Linked DNA regions of Homo sapiens: region 2 is linked to region 1. A link is a contact called in ENCODE Hi-C data. All regions are on one chromosome and are shown on one strand. The core of a region is the stretch at or near the end of the contact, and the rest is flanking DNA. Distances in the headings are between cores, read along the strand shown.

Region 1 (6,424 bases), core at 2,053-4,552:
GAATGCCCACTCAGCAGCTTTAGGGGCTGAGAATCTGGATGGACTTTCAGTGTTTACTGTGTGCCTCAGTTTCCTCATCTGTAAAGTGGGGATAATAATAGTGCCTATCTCATAGGGTAATTGTGAGCATTCATTGAGTTTGTAGATGTAAAGTGCTTAAGGCATTGTGCAGGTACATATGAAGTGTTATACAAACGCTTTTCATTTTCTGTTTATATTCCCAGAACCAGGAATATGGGCTAGGGGACAGCAGGGAGCTGACAGCCATGAATGGAATGAGTGAGGGCTCCTGCTTCCCCCAATTATGAACCCTCCTTGATCCTGGGTTTCCTGGGGTCCCTTCTCTCCTGCCCCCTTCTAGGAGGGTGAGAAACAACACTACAGACAGTGAAAAGAGACAGGTAATCAGATTCCAGCCCCGACCCTGTCCTCGGGTGCCGGCAGGACTGTGCCTCTGCTTCCTTAGCTCCCCATGTGGGTCATTCTCACTGCCCTGCCTACAGCGACAGCTGTCCTAGGGGACAGACAGGATCATTGAGTGGCTCTCAAACATGCAAAGTGGGTCGGGATAACCTGGAGAGTGTATAGGAAAATGCTGACCCCAGGCCCTTCCCCCAGAGGCTTGATGTCACAGATCCCTCCCTAGATCTGTGTGCTTGGGATACCCTCTTGAGAACCCTTGAACCTCTGGCAGTTCTGCCAGGAACTCCACACTGCTGCCTTTGTGGTGTGACTGTGCCTATGCTGCAGGTGAGGAAAGAGCAGTTTCAAGAAGAAAATTAGGCTGGGTGCAGTGGCTCATGCCTGTAATCCCAACACTTTGGGAGGCCAAGGCAGGTGGATCAGATGAGGCCAGGAGTTCAAGACCAGCCTGGCCAACATGGCAAAACCCCGTGTTTACTAAAAATACAAAAATTAGCCGGGCATGGTGGCGCACGTCTGTAATCCCAGCTACTCGGGAGGCCGAGGCAGGAGAATCGCTTGAACCCAGAAGGCAGAGGTTGCAGTCAGCCAAGATCGCACCACTGCACTCCAGTCTGGGCGACAGAGCGAGACTCTGTCACAAATAAAAAATAAAAAAATGAAAAGAAGAAAACTAACTTGTAGAGTTAATGGGGAAGGGTAATATCCATCACAGACCCATTGGTTCCTCCTCCTTTGGAATTCACCTAGGTGGGGGGCATTGGGGAGGGCGGGACAGTCTGAGCAGCTTTCAGTTACTTTGGGGCCATGCTGATAGGATGCCGTTTGTGAACCACCTGCTGCAGAAACCCGCTGTCTTGGCTGCTGAGAAACATGAACCCCTTGAGATTGAGCCTTTCATCGAGAAGCTATTAACATACCATCACTTCAACTGTCACACAGACAATCGCCTACCCAGGGTCACAAGAGCCCCCAGGCCCATCACAGTGCCCGACTTTCTGCAATTAGGCCCTCCCTGGGAGGAAGCATTGTGTCTCCAGAAGGCCTCTATTAAATCTCAACATGCAAATGTACGTGCAGCATTTAAGCCCCTTAGCAGGGCCCTCTCTCCCTCCTCTCCATCCCAATGTGACTGTGGGTGGAGACCATGTGACCTCTGCTAGCCATGAAATGTGATTGGAAGGATCACGTATCTCCCCAAGGCTGAGGCAGTAAAAAGCTGTTTACAAATAATGGAACCCCAGACTAACAATGAATTAAGGGTTCTTATCAGCTCATGTAACAAAAAGTCCCAAAATAGGCAACCCAGGGTTGGCTGGGCAGCTCACTAGCTCACATCACCAGGAATCCAGATTCCATGTCTCCGCCAGTTTCACCACAGTGGCTTCTGCCCTCAGTCTTGCCCCTCCTGGTTCCAAGACAGCTGCATGACAGCATATTAATCATCTACTGCTGAGTAACAAACGACCCCAAAACTCAGTGGCTTAAAAAGGCAATAAACAGTTATGATCTCACACGGCTGCTGCAGATGAGGAATTCTGGCACCACGTGGCTGTTGGTTCTGGCTTGAGGTCCCTCATGAGGCGGCAGTCAAGATGCTAGCAGGGCTGCAGCCATCTGAGGGCTGGACTGGGACAGGAGGATGCACTTCCAAAAAGGCTCGCTCACTCACACAGCTGGCGGGCTAGGGCTGCTTGCTGGCAGGGGGCCTCAGCTCCTCCCTACGTGGGCCTCTCCGTAGGCTGTTTGGGTGTCCTCATGACGTGGTGGCTGGCTTCCCCCAGAGTCAGACAGCCGCGAGAGCAAAGCTGAAGCACCAATGTCTTTTATGGCCTTTCCTCGAATGTCACACACTTTCACCTCTGTTACATTCTCTTCATTGAAAGCCAGTCGCTAAGTGTGGCCCACGCTCAGCAGGAGGGGAAATGGGCTCCACCTTTGGAAGCAAGGTCAAAGAATTGGGGGACTTTTTAACTATAACAAATAGTGCCCACACTGGAAGAGAGAAACTCAAGCAAAAGTTTCCTCCCTGCTCTGCCGCCATCGGAGAGAAAGTTTTTCCCAGAAGTCATCGGCAGTCTTTCCCTTAGGTGTAATTGGCCAGAAATGAGTCACATGCTTACCTCTAGACCAATCACTGACAAGGGAAACAGACGCCCATGGCTGGCTTAGACCAATCATGAGTCTTCCTCTGAGATTGGGCACATTTCTGACTTAACAAAATTAGGTTTCGGGTAGCAAGGGAGTAGGGGGAAATGGCCGTTGGGTGGGTGGGCAGGAGTGTCAGCCATGTTGTTCTATTGAGTGGGTAACTGGGAAAAATTAGATGCTGAGGTGGTGATAATCCACAAATAGGAAACCTGGTCATTTATTAACTGCTTTCCATACTATCAGCTAGAAATGAATCCGTTCCAGGATCTGCTCTGTAAAAAGGGTCTGCTCACTGTGGTTGGCGTTTCATCCCTTCGGGCCGTCTGGTTTTAGACTCAGAGGACTCGGCTTAGAGTCCGCGTCTACTATGTGTTGCCTGTGCAGCCCCTAGAAGTACCTTCTCTGAGCTTCAGTTTCCAGCTGCATACACAGGGGATGATCATCGCTACTTCACAAGGCTCTTAGGACTACTGGAATATGCTTTGTAATTCATCTGGGGTTAAGGCCATGTGCATTCTGATCATTGCTGTTTGCCCTGGGTTTGGGGTGAGAGGCCAAATACCACCAGAGGGTTTTTTGTCCCCTCTTTCTTTCCATCTCTAATTTCCAATACACAGTGCCAAAAAAAGAGGAGAACTGAGCACAGAGGCCAAATCCCCAGCATAAAAACAGTGGTGCCATTGTAAACGCCTCCAGCGATTGCGCCCCACCCAGCTGAGGAAGCCCCATTCCCAGCCCCACTTAACAACGTGCGGCCTGATTTAATATGAGCAGCTGATCTCATTGCTTCCATAGCAAGTTTAATTTGCTGGGAAAGCGAGTTGGTGAGGTTCTAATAATGCAGAGCCGCAAATAATACCAAAGAGAGTTTGCATTATGATAACTTTCCAATTAAAATGGATTAATGGAGGAGAAACAGCAGCAGTAGTGTCTAGACAACATATTACTGAATCCTTGGAGAGGGAGATGGAAAGGAGTTGGGGGAACAAGCGGCAGCAAGATAAACAGGTGAACTTTATAAGTTGGAGGCACACTTGTGTGGGTGTGACGGGAAGTACCAGGGAGGGCTCCTTACCCCTGGTGCCCCATCAGTTACAATACCTGGACTTTGCACCATTTGAGAAAACCAGTCTTTTAGGACCCAGAGGCCTTTGGTCTTTTGGATTCCTTATTAAAATGCAAACAGCACCTTCCGTTTCCTCGGCTGACCTTACAGCTGGGATTAGCCTGCAGCTACTGGAGAGCAGACTGTGTGACTGTGCGACAGAACAGAGGCCCCGGCTGAGCCTTGGAAGACCCACATCGACCAGGTGTTGACACCTGTGGTGTTCTTGTCAGGGCTTCACTACAGGACTCAAAACAAATCCTCCATAACTATGCTAGTAACCCCCTGACCTCTGACCACTGCTGAGTGATCCAAGGGGTCCATCTAGAACCTCTATCCCAGCAACCTGAATTTTAGACCTGAGAGATACAGGGTCTGGGCTGGACTGGGGCTAGTGCTCATCCCTGAGAGCAGGTTCAGGACAGAAAGAGCCACAGACTGTTGCTGCCAATCTTGAGCTACCCCGGGCCCCACCCATGGAGGCCAAATTAGTTGATTTTCTTGCCATTCTGTGAAATCCCCCCAGGATCCATGTTCCTCTCCTTTGCTTAAACTGACTAGACATTTCTGATGCCTGCAAACAAAAGAGCTTTAATCTATCACTTCTTACTTGTGGGACCTGGTGAAAGTCATTTAACCTCACTGAGCCTCTGTTTTCTCTCCTGTAAGATGGGAGATACACACATCCCCACCTTGCAAGGTTGGTTGCCTCCTGTATTGGTAACATGATGTGTTAGGGTTAGATCACCATTTAAGTCCCTCTCAGCCCTGAAGTTCGGAGATCGTAGAAGTAATCCTTGAGGGATAGGGGAAGAGGCTGGCTGGACCACAGAGGCCAGGAGACCAAGAAGCCCAAGGACCTAATTCCACCAGCATCAGTAACTTGCAGGGCATAATAAATATCTCAACACCAGAACTGAGGCTCCTTGCAGAAATCTCCAAGGCTCCCCTATGCCTGGGAAGGCTCTGATTTCTTGCAAAGCCAGGAGTCCCATGAGCCAGTCCCTCATGAGTGAAGTACTGGCCATGTGCTGCCCCCTGCAGGCCTGCCTTTCTCATCACCTTTCTCATCAAACAGGCAAAGAAAAAGCCCATGTAATTGAATACAATCACAAAGGCAGTATTTAGCAGCATTCATCCCCCATTTTATCTCATTCTGCCATGTCCTTCCCTGTCTATAGATGAATATGAAACTACCACTGAAAGCAAATCATTCCAGGAATAAGGAAAATATGAGGCAAGAAACTCCTAGGGAAAGTTCACCACCTACACACACACACACACGAGTCAGAACTGAGTCCAAGGCCAGTCTTGAGGGGAAAAGAGAGAAGAGTTGCATTCATTGCACACCTGCTATGAGCCGTGCATTAGATCCTCCATTATCTCATTACCATCATAATCTCTCAGGACAGGTATCACCAACACCCATTTTACAGATGATGAAACTGAGGCCCCAAGTAGTGAACTCACAAAGAATTCATAAGTATATGGTCTGTTTGAGTCTAAAGGCTTCCCTCTTCACAGATGATTTTCCATCTTTTTTAAGTAGAAATTGCATTCTCAAATGAAATCTCAGGTCCCGTGTATAAGAGAAACAATAAAAGCACAGCTCTCTGATGGAATTGGTTGGTGATTGTATGGCAAGGGACAAGGGGTGGGGGAGCTCTAGCCCTGCCCACCAGCCTCTCTCAGGCCTCCCCTTCCTGGAGCAGTGCGTTGGTCACAGAGCCCAGGGTGAGAACCACGGCCTCCTTCCCAGATGGGGCTTGTTAGAGGTCCTAGATCAAACCCACTGTTTTCCAATTAACCAAAAAAGAAAGCACTACCTCTTTGGAAAACTAGGTTGAAATTTTGGTTCTGCCATTTATTAGCTATGCAAGTTTCCCAACTGATCTGAACCTAAGATTCCCTGGGTCGCTCTAGTCCAACATAATCCAAGAGAAACATAATGTGAGCCACACATGTAATTTTAAGTTTTCTAATAGCTGCCTATTTATTTATTGAGATAAGGTCTCACTCCCTTCACCCAGGCTAGAGTGCAATGGAGCAATCATGACTCACTGCAGCCTGGACTTCCTGGGCTCAGGTGATTCTCACACCTCAGCCTCCTGAATAGCTGGGACTACAGGAACATGACACCACACCTGGCTAATTTTTTGTATTTTTAGTAGAGATGGGGTTTCGCCATGTTTCCCAGGCAGGTCTCAAACCTCTGGGCTCAAGTGATCTGCCCACCTCAGCCTCCCAAAGTGCTGGGGTTACAGGCATGTGCCACTGCACCCAGCCCAGTTGCCTTTAAAAAAAAATTTAATGGGTGAAATCAATATTGACAATAGTTTGCTTAATCCAATATATTCAAAACATGATCATGTCAACATGTCATCAATATAAAAACTTATCAAGATATTTTGCACTCTTTTTCAAACTGAGTCTTCCAAATTTGATGTATATTTGACACTTTCAGCACATCTCAATTCAGACACTACATTCTCACTGGAAATACTTGATCTGTATTTGGACCAAGAGGATACTTCTTGATGAGGGAGTAAACTCACATAGACAAATTGTTTCAAACGTGTTTAAAAGTTTTCCAGTAACTGGGCTATTAGTTTTTAAACATATATTAAAGCTAGATAAAGTTTAAAATTGAGTTCCTCAGTCTCACTAGCCATATTCTATGTGCTCAACAGCCACATGTGGCTAGTGCCTGCTGTATAGGAAAACACAGCGGTGGTCCCTGTCTTC
Region 2 (6,424 bases), core at 2,004-4,503, 1.0 Mb before region 1:
AAGGTACTTGGTCCATTTTGGCCCCAGTGAGTTTACAGCCTGGAAACAAACCAACCAGCCTTCTGATCAGCCTTTCTTTTAACAGACTTTTCCTCACCTTTACCTTAATCAGAGAAAATGGAAAGCAAAAATGACTGTTTTCCTTCCTTCCTTCCCTCCCTCCCTCCCTCCCTCCCTCCCTTCCTTCCTTCCTTCTTTCCTCCCTCCCTCCCTTCCTCTCTTTCTCCCTCCCTCCCTCCCTCCCTCCTTCCCTCCTTCCTTCCCTCCCTCCTTTCTTTTTGGAGGAGGGAGAGGAAATTAAGCTCTCCAGGTCTTGGTCCCTAATTTTCCTCGGATAAAAAGCAGAGGGGAAGATGTTTGAGATGAGAAAGCCAATGCAAGTGTCTGGTGCAGGTCCTCATGGTGTCGCTGGCACTCAAGCCTGGATAAAGTTGCTTATTCCATTCGGGCCAGATCACACAAGGTCCAGGGAGTGAGGGCCACCTGTTACGAGGTCCAGAGTTGACCACACATTGAATCTGAAAGACTTAGACTCTGAGTCCCAGGACAAGGTGGAAACACAGCGTCTCCTGTCCTGTTTTGTCTCGTTACTGATTGAGCTCCCCAAGGTCCGTTTGTCTCTCCCAAGCTCTGCTTCAGTGTCCACAGCTCACCGTGCTGGTCAGTGCCTCACATGGGGGTGCCAATGCCCGCTGGCTGAGGGAACAGGCAGATTTGAGTTTGAATCTCAGCTCTGCATTTAGTGTTTGATCCTTTACTATTTATTCAAGCTTTCTGAGCCACAGTTTCCTCACCTGTTTATCACTAGGTGTCCAGTGGGGACTGAATGGAAACTTTAAGCTGGAAGAAATATCATTTTAGAGACACTAAGCCATCTGCCTCCTAGAGTGGGCACTGTGCGGGCCGCTTTAAGCCAGGGCCACCAGCACTCAGCGATCACAGGGTGCTTCCAGCTGGCATCAAGTGTTCTTTTCTGTATCTCCCTTGGCGTGGAGCTGCTGTCCCATGGAGTTAAAGAAAACCATGCCCCTCTAAATTTGAGGAAGTGTGTTCCCTACCTAGAAGTTATTATTTATCTTAGGGACATGTTTGATGGTGTTTGGGTGTATGTATGGAGCATGTGTGTGTGAGTGTGTGTCTCCATGTGTGAGTGTGTTTGTGTGTTTGTGTCTGAGTGTCTGTGTGTGTCTGTGTATGTGGCTGTGTGTGTCTGTGTGTCCGTGTGTGTGTCTGTGTGTGTTGTGTATCTGTGTGTCTGTGAGTGTGTGTTTATGTGACTGTGAGTGTGTTTGTGTGTGTCTATGTGGCTGTGTCTATGTCCGTGTGTGTGTGTCATGTGTCTGTGTGTTGTGTGCCCGTGTGTGTCTGTGTGTGTCAGTGTATGTCTGTGTGTGTGTGTGTCTGTGTGTCTGTATCTGTGTGTGTCTGTTCTTGTCTGCACTTTTGTTCCCAGGAGATGTGAGGTGAAGACCTCACCAAAGTAGGAGTGGCGTGTGGGCTGGGCTTTGGCCCTTCGTGCTGGAAGTGATGGAGAGGCATGGCCTGGCTTGGCACAGCTCTGCCTTGCCTGTGCTGCCAGCCTCTTGTGAGAGATGCCATGTGGAAGGGATTTGGGACAATGCACAGTGCACTCTTCTGAGTGTTTTGTCTGGGCTAAAACTCTGCAGAGTATAGCTGTGGCTCTGAAACAAATAGAGGCTGGCCTTGTCAATTGTTTTGGGGTGAAGTTAATCCGGGGTAAGAGTCAGAGGCAGTCTAGAAGGCAGGGCATAAACTAGCCAGATGAAGGCCTTGGCTGGGAGTTGGGTTTATACCCCTAGGCCTAAGGAGTAGCCACTGCTAACAAGAGTTGTAGTTTTTCCTCTGGGTTGCAATTCTCTTCTCTTGCCTCCAAGCCTCCACTCAGGTAACCTGGCAGTGGGGAAATTGAGAGGTGCAGTGTCCACTCACTAATGATGAAGGTGAGATGTGGATGCATGGAGCACATTTTAGAAAAGCCCTGGCCTTTTATAAGGACCTGGGCCTTCCAGTATTTTCCTTGCCATCTCACCACCTGCTAACACATGCTGTGCACATAGGAGGTGCCAGGAAAATGTGTGTTATTCGAATGGAACTGAGAAACCGTTCTAGTCTAAACCCTGAGGCCCCCTGGCTTGCCCCCTCCTACCATGCCCATCTAGTTTTCAATGCCAAGCTCTCACGTCAGGGTTTTTCATCTCCATCTTCCTGTTGTTCACTTTAGGGGAAGGGTCCTGCTTGGACTATTGCAGTAGCCTCCAAGTAGCTTGAACTTTGCTCAGACTCTCCCCTCCCCAATCTGCTAAGCAGATTGTTGACAAGATTCTCTGCAGTTTGCTGCTTTGATGATGTCCCTCTCCAGCTCCAAATTGTTACTGGCTCTCCATTGACTACAGGTAAAATGCAGACTTCTCAGCCTGATCTTCCACAATCTGACGTCAGCCTACCTCCTCATCCTGCCTGGGCCTGGAGGCATGCCAGCCAATTCAGACCACTTGCCATTTTTCTTTTTCTCCTCTGCATCTGGAATTGCTGTCAGTGAAACCTTCTCTTTCCCTCAAGGAGCACCTTGAATGCTGGCCCCACATCACCTTCCTGACCCTGTCAGCTCAAAGAGGTTTCTCTGCATCTGAACTCCATGTGTTCCAGTCTCTGGGTCCTTACCATGCACTGCTGGGGCATGCTGTGTGCTGGCCGCCGTCCCTCCTCATGCTCAGAAGCAGAGCCTATGACTTAGTCACTTTGGTCTCCCCAGCGCCCAGAGCAGATATTTGCACAGAAGAGGAGCTCAATAAATGTTTGTTTAATGAATGAATATATAATTCTAACCCAGTGCCCTGCTTTCTTACAGTGACATTCAAGTCATCCTAGGCCAAAAAAAAAAAAAAATGCCTATTTACCTTCCAAAATTACCTCTCATATTGGTCAAAATTAAAATAAACACTTGGCGGATTAAGACCTGGCCTGTCATATTGTATCTGACACCATTAAGAACCAAGGTTGGGGTGCCTCACGGTTGACTTCCACTGATCTAAGATGTCAACAACAATGTCACCTGCCTGATAGGGTGACATCTGAGCTCCAAGGCATGCACTCCTGTCCTTTGGGCGCTCACCCCCGGCTTCATGCACCCTGTGCCCTGGGTCAGTGCCTGCCTCTCTGATTCAAGCCTTCTTCTGGGCGACTGGGCCTTTGATCTTGGGTTATGTTCCTGTTTTGCTTTCACTTTCCAGCTCTTATCTGCTAGAGTGCTTTGAGTGTAAGCAACAGGAAGTCCTGTGGCTAATGTAGGCGTTAAGGAGTTTATTGGAAGCATGTAGCAGAGCCCATGGAACTGAATGGAGGGCAGAGAACCAACTCAGAGCAATTAGAATTGGGATCACAAACAGGGTGGGGTGTGGGGCTCAGAAACAGGAGCTATTGATAAAAGAACTGTTTTTTCGTTTTTTTGTTTTTTTTGAGACAGTCTCGCTCTGTCACTCAGGCTGAAATGCAGTGGCGTGATCTCAGCTCACTGCAACCTCCATCTCCCGGGTTCAAGCAATTCTCATGCCTCAGCCTCCTGAGTAGCTGGGATTACAGGTGTACGCCACCATGCCTGGCTAATTTTTGTATTTTTAGTAGAGATGGGGAGCTTTGCCATGTTGGCCAGGCTGGTCTCAATCTCTTGGCCTCAAGTGATCCGCTTGCCTCGGCCTCCCAAAGTGCTCAGGAGGCTGAGGTAGGAGAATGGCATGAACCCAGGAAGCGGAGCTTGCAGTGAGCTGAGATTGCTCCGCTGCACTCCAGCCTGGGCGACAGAGCAAGACTCCATCTCAAACAAACAAACAAACAAACAAACAAAAACACTGCTGGGATTACAGGTGTGAGGCACCACGCCTGGCCTGAAAGGACAGGTTCTTAAGGGGTTGCCATTGCTGCTCCTACTGCCAGGGCTAATGAGTGTCGACCATTTTGTCTTTTTGCCACTCTGCTGCAGATTCAAACTCCAGGGAGAATCCAAGTGGGCCTAGCATGTGCTTCTGTTTCACCATCTGCTGCTCTATCCCTGTTATTCTTTCCTGGTTTTTGCCCATCCCTCACAGTCCCATCCATCACCCGATACCCACCCAGACATGCATAGAGCACCCCACAAGGGGTTTCCAGGGTTGCCTCCATGAGGGTGCTGGATTTCTGCCTAGCCCAGGTAACACATCCTTCTGAGCAGTGATACAAGCAGCAGTAGGACAATTAGCTACCAAGGGAATTGTCCTCTGCTTATCCATCATTGTAGAAAGTAATGAGTGACTTTAAATCACAAACCTTATGTTTTCTTTCCCATGGCATGAAATGCGTAGGTCAATTCTCAAAGCTTAGTGACTAGTTCTTGTACTAGAAATGCAAACTTGAGGACAATTTACTCATAAACTAATTACTTGTCCTTCCCGGGCATTAGCAATGGGATCTGCAGGCACAATAGACATATTCACATTGTTGATCCCCGTTGTTCCAAGACCCACATAAGCTTCCTGGGAAACGGATCTGAGCAGAAGTCAAAAACACAGTATTCCTTATTTCTACCCGTTGGACTTGTGGGTTCACTTAATGCTAGCTTTCTCCCTAATGAAAGGCAAGGGAAATATCAGCTAGAAATTTCATAATCAGAGTGTTTGCCTCGTTTGCTATTTTTAAACACCACAGACTTTGGAACTAAGGATGTGCATTAGTCTGGCAAATGCTGCTGGTAGATGTGGACTGAAGCTCCTGTCTGCAAAGGTACAATTGAGAGGACAAAGAGCGGGCATAAATAATGGATTAAGAGTGGCTCTGATGAGAGCCTATTCGTCCTGCAGCCTCAAAATGAAAGCACGCAGCCGATGACTCATTGGATAATAGTAAATATGATGGGCTCATAAAACCACTGGTTCCCCCGGGGGCTGTTCGGCAGGCTTTGTCTGGTCTTGAGCTTGTTATGTGCGGAAGCTACCAATTTAAGCTGCCCTTCCCCCAGCAAAGACGTGGCTCCTGGGCAGAGAGTTATTTGGGTGATTTGCAAAGTGTGGGTGGCACAGGGAGAGGCGGATTTTCCCCCAAGGGATGTTCCTCTGCACTCCTGCATGTGCCCTGGCCTGATGCCAGTTCCAGGCAGGTCCCCATCTGGGGAGATCTGGATGCTATATGGACTTCATTAAGGGGAAGGCAGAGACCTCGGCCCCAGGGAGCCAGAAATGGAAAGGAGACATGGCCTTAACATAAAGTAAGGGTTCTGACTCCAACCTGGGAGACGAATACAGAACATAAACATGTCTTTCCTCCACCACGCTAAGCAGTTCAAGCCAGAGTAGGACTGATAATAACAGAAAGACCTACATTCTGTAGGGATATTGTTGCAGTGAAAGTGTTTGTCTTCAAATAGGGGGAGGCCATGTGGGCAGAGGCATTGAACTGGTTCTCTGAGGTCTCTCGACACCTCACTAGGACCCACGAGGAGAAGGCAGAAGCAGAATGAGTTGGGAACATTTTCTCAACGTTGATTTTATCTGAAAATGTCACAGTTTCCTATCACTGGAGGTGTGCGGGAATATACTCGTTCATTCACTGTGTAAGTTTCCAGCCAACTAACATCCCTTGATGCCCCAGGCATAGATTCGACATCAACCTGTGATAAGAAATAGAGGCACTGGGTGCTGACTTCTCTTTGCAATTGGCTGGATGCCCTAAGAGGTAGGTTCTTAACTCAAATATCTCAAGTGCAGGAATAACTGATAAAGAGGGAATTAGCCTCAGCTCTGCCCACAGACTGCACAGGCAAAGGGATGGTGGTGTGAAGATTAGAATGCATTGAGTTTATGAGGTATTGCAGGTATTGGGCTCGACACTTATTATAAGAATTCTGGACCAGGAGTTAGGGATTCAGTGACTGTGTTACCTTGGGTAAGTCACTTACCCTCTCTGGTCTTCAGTTTCCTTAGCAGTCAAAGTGTTACTGGTGGAGAGTGTCCAGGTTCTTGGTGTCTTGAACAAAGAATTGGACAAAACACATGAACAAAGCAAGGAAAGAATGAAGTAACAAAAGCAGAGATTTATTGAAAAGGAAAGCACACTCCACAGTGTGGCAGTGGGCCTGAGCATAGGGGCCTCAAGGGCCCCCATGACAGATTTTTTTGGGGGTTTAAATATCCTCTAGAGGTTTCCATTGGTTATTTGGCATACACCCTATGTAAATGGAGAGGATGAAGTAAAGTAACAAAGTCATTTACTCGGTGAATGCCCCATGTAAATGGAGAGGATATTTCCTGTCATAGCTGAAGTGTGAATCAGTCTTATGTTCCCTGCTTCCAGACCCTATTTTCCTGCCTCAAAATAGCAATAACACCTACCCTTACTCCCTCCAAAGGGCTATAATGAAATGATGAATCAATGAATT

What was found. A loop is a pair of places that touch in the nucleus more often than their neighbours do. Pooled maps may share reads with other maps.
Region 2: a pooled map shows a loop between it and region 1 (2.4-fold over the local background). The contact joins two enhancer-like sites. A Hi-C loop is called at or near these places in 2 of 168 maps with a recorded cell type or tissue (CD4-positive, alpha-beta memory T cell and naive thymus-derived CD4-positive, alpha-beta T cell), 3 of 37 single-sample maps with no recorded cell type and 12 of 50 pooled maps.

Annotation. Positions count from the first base shown.
Region 1 is chr15:69,521,874-69,528,297 of GRCh38, reverse strand. No RefSeq gene overlaps it. Among named protein-coding and RNA genes, the nearest start is that of DRAIC, 37 kb to the left of the region's middle. RefSeq lists enhancers at 943-1,523, 1,524-2,104, 4,632-4,801. Within about 2 kb of position 3,302, at least 4 of the 41 ENCODE cell types and tissues checked have a DNase peak (open chromatin) inside an H3K27ac peak, as active enhancers do.
Region 2 is chr15:70,525,225-70,531,648 of GRCh38, reverse strand. It overlaps LOC107984781 (a long non-coding RNA gene), which reads left to right. Exons shown (of 2, transcript XR_007064698.1): 2 at 2,415-2,976. Among named protein-coding and RNA genes, the nearest start is that of LINC02205, 23 kb to the right of the region's middle. RefSeq lists an enhancer at 3,142-3,191. Within about 2 kb of position 3,253, at least 7 of the 41 ENCODE cell types and tissues checked have a DNase peak (open chromatin) inside an H3K27ac peak, as active enhancers do.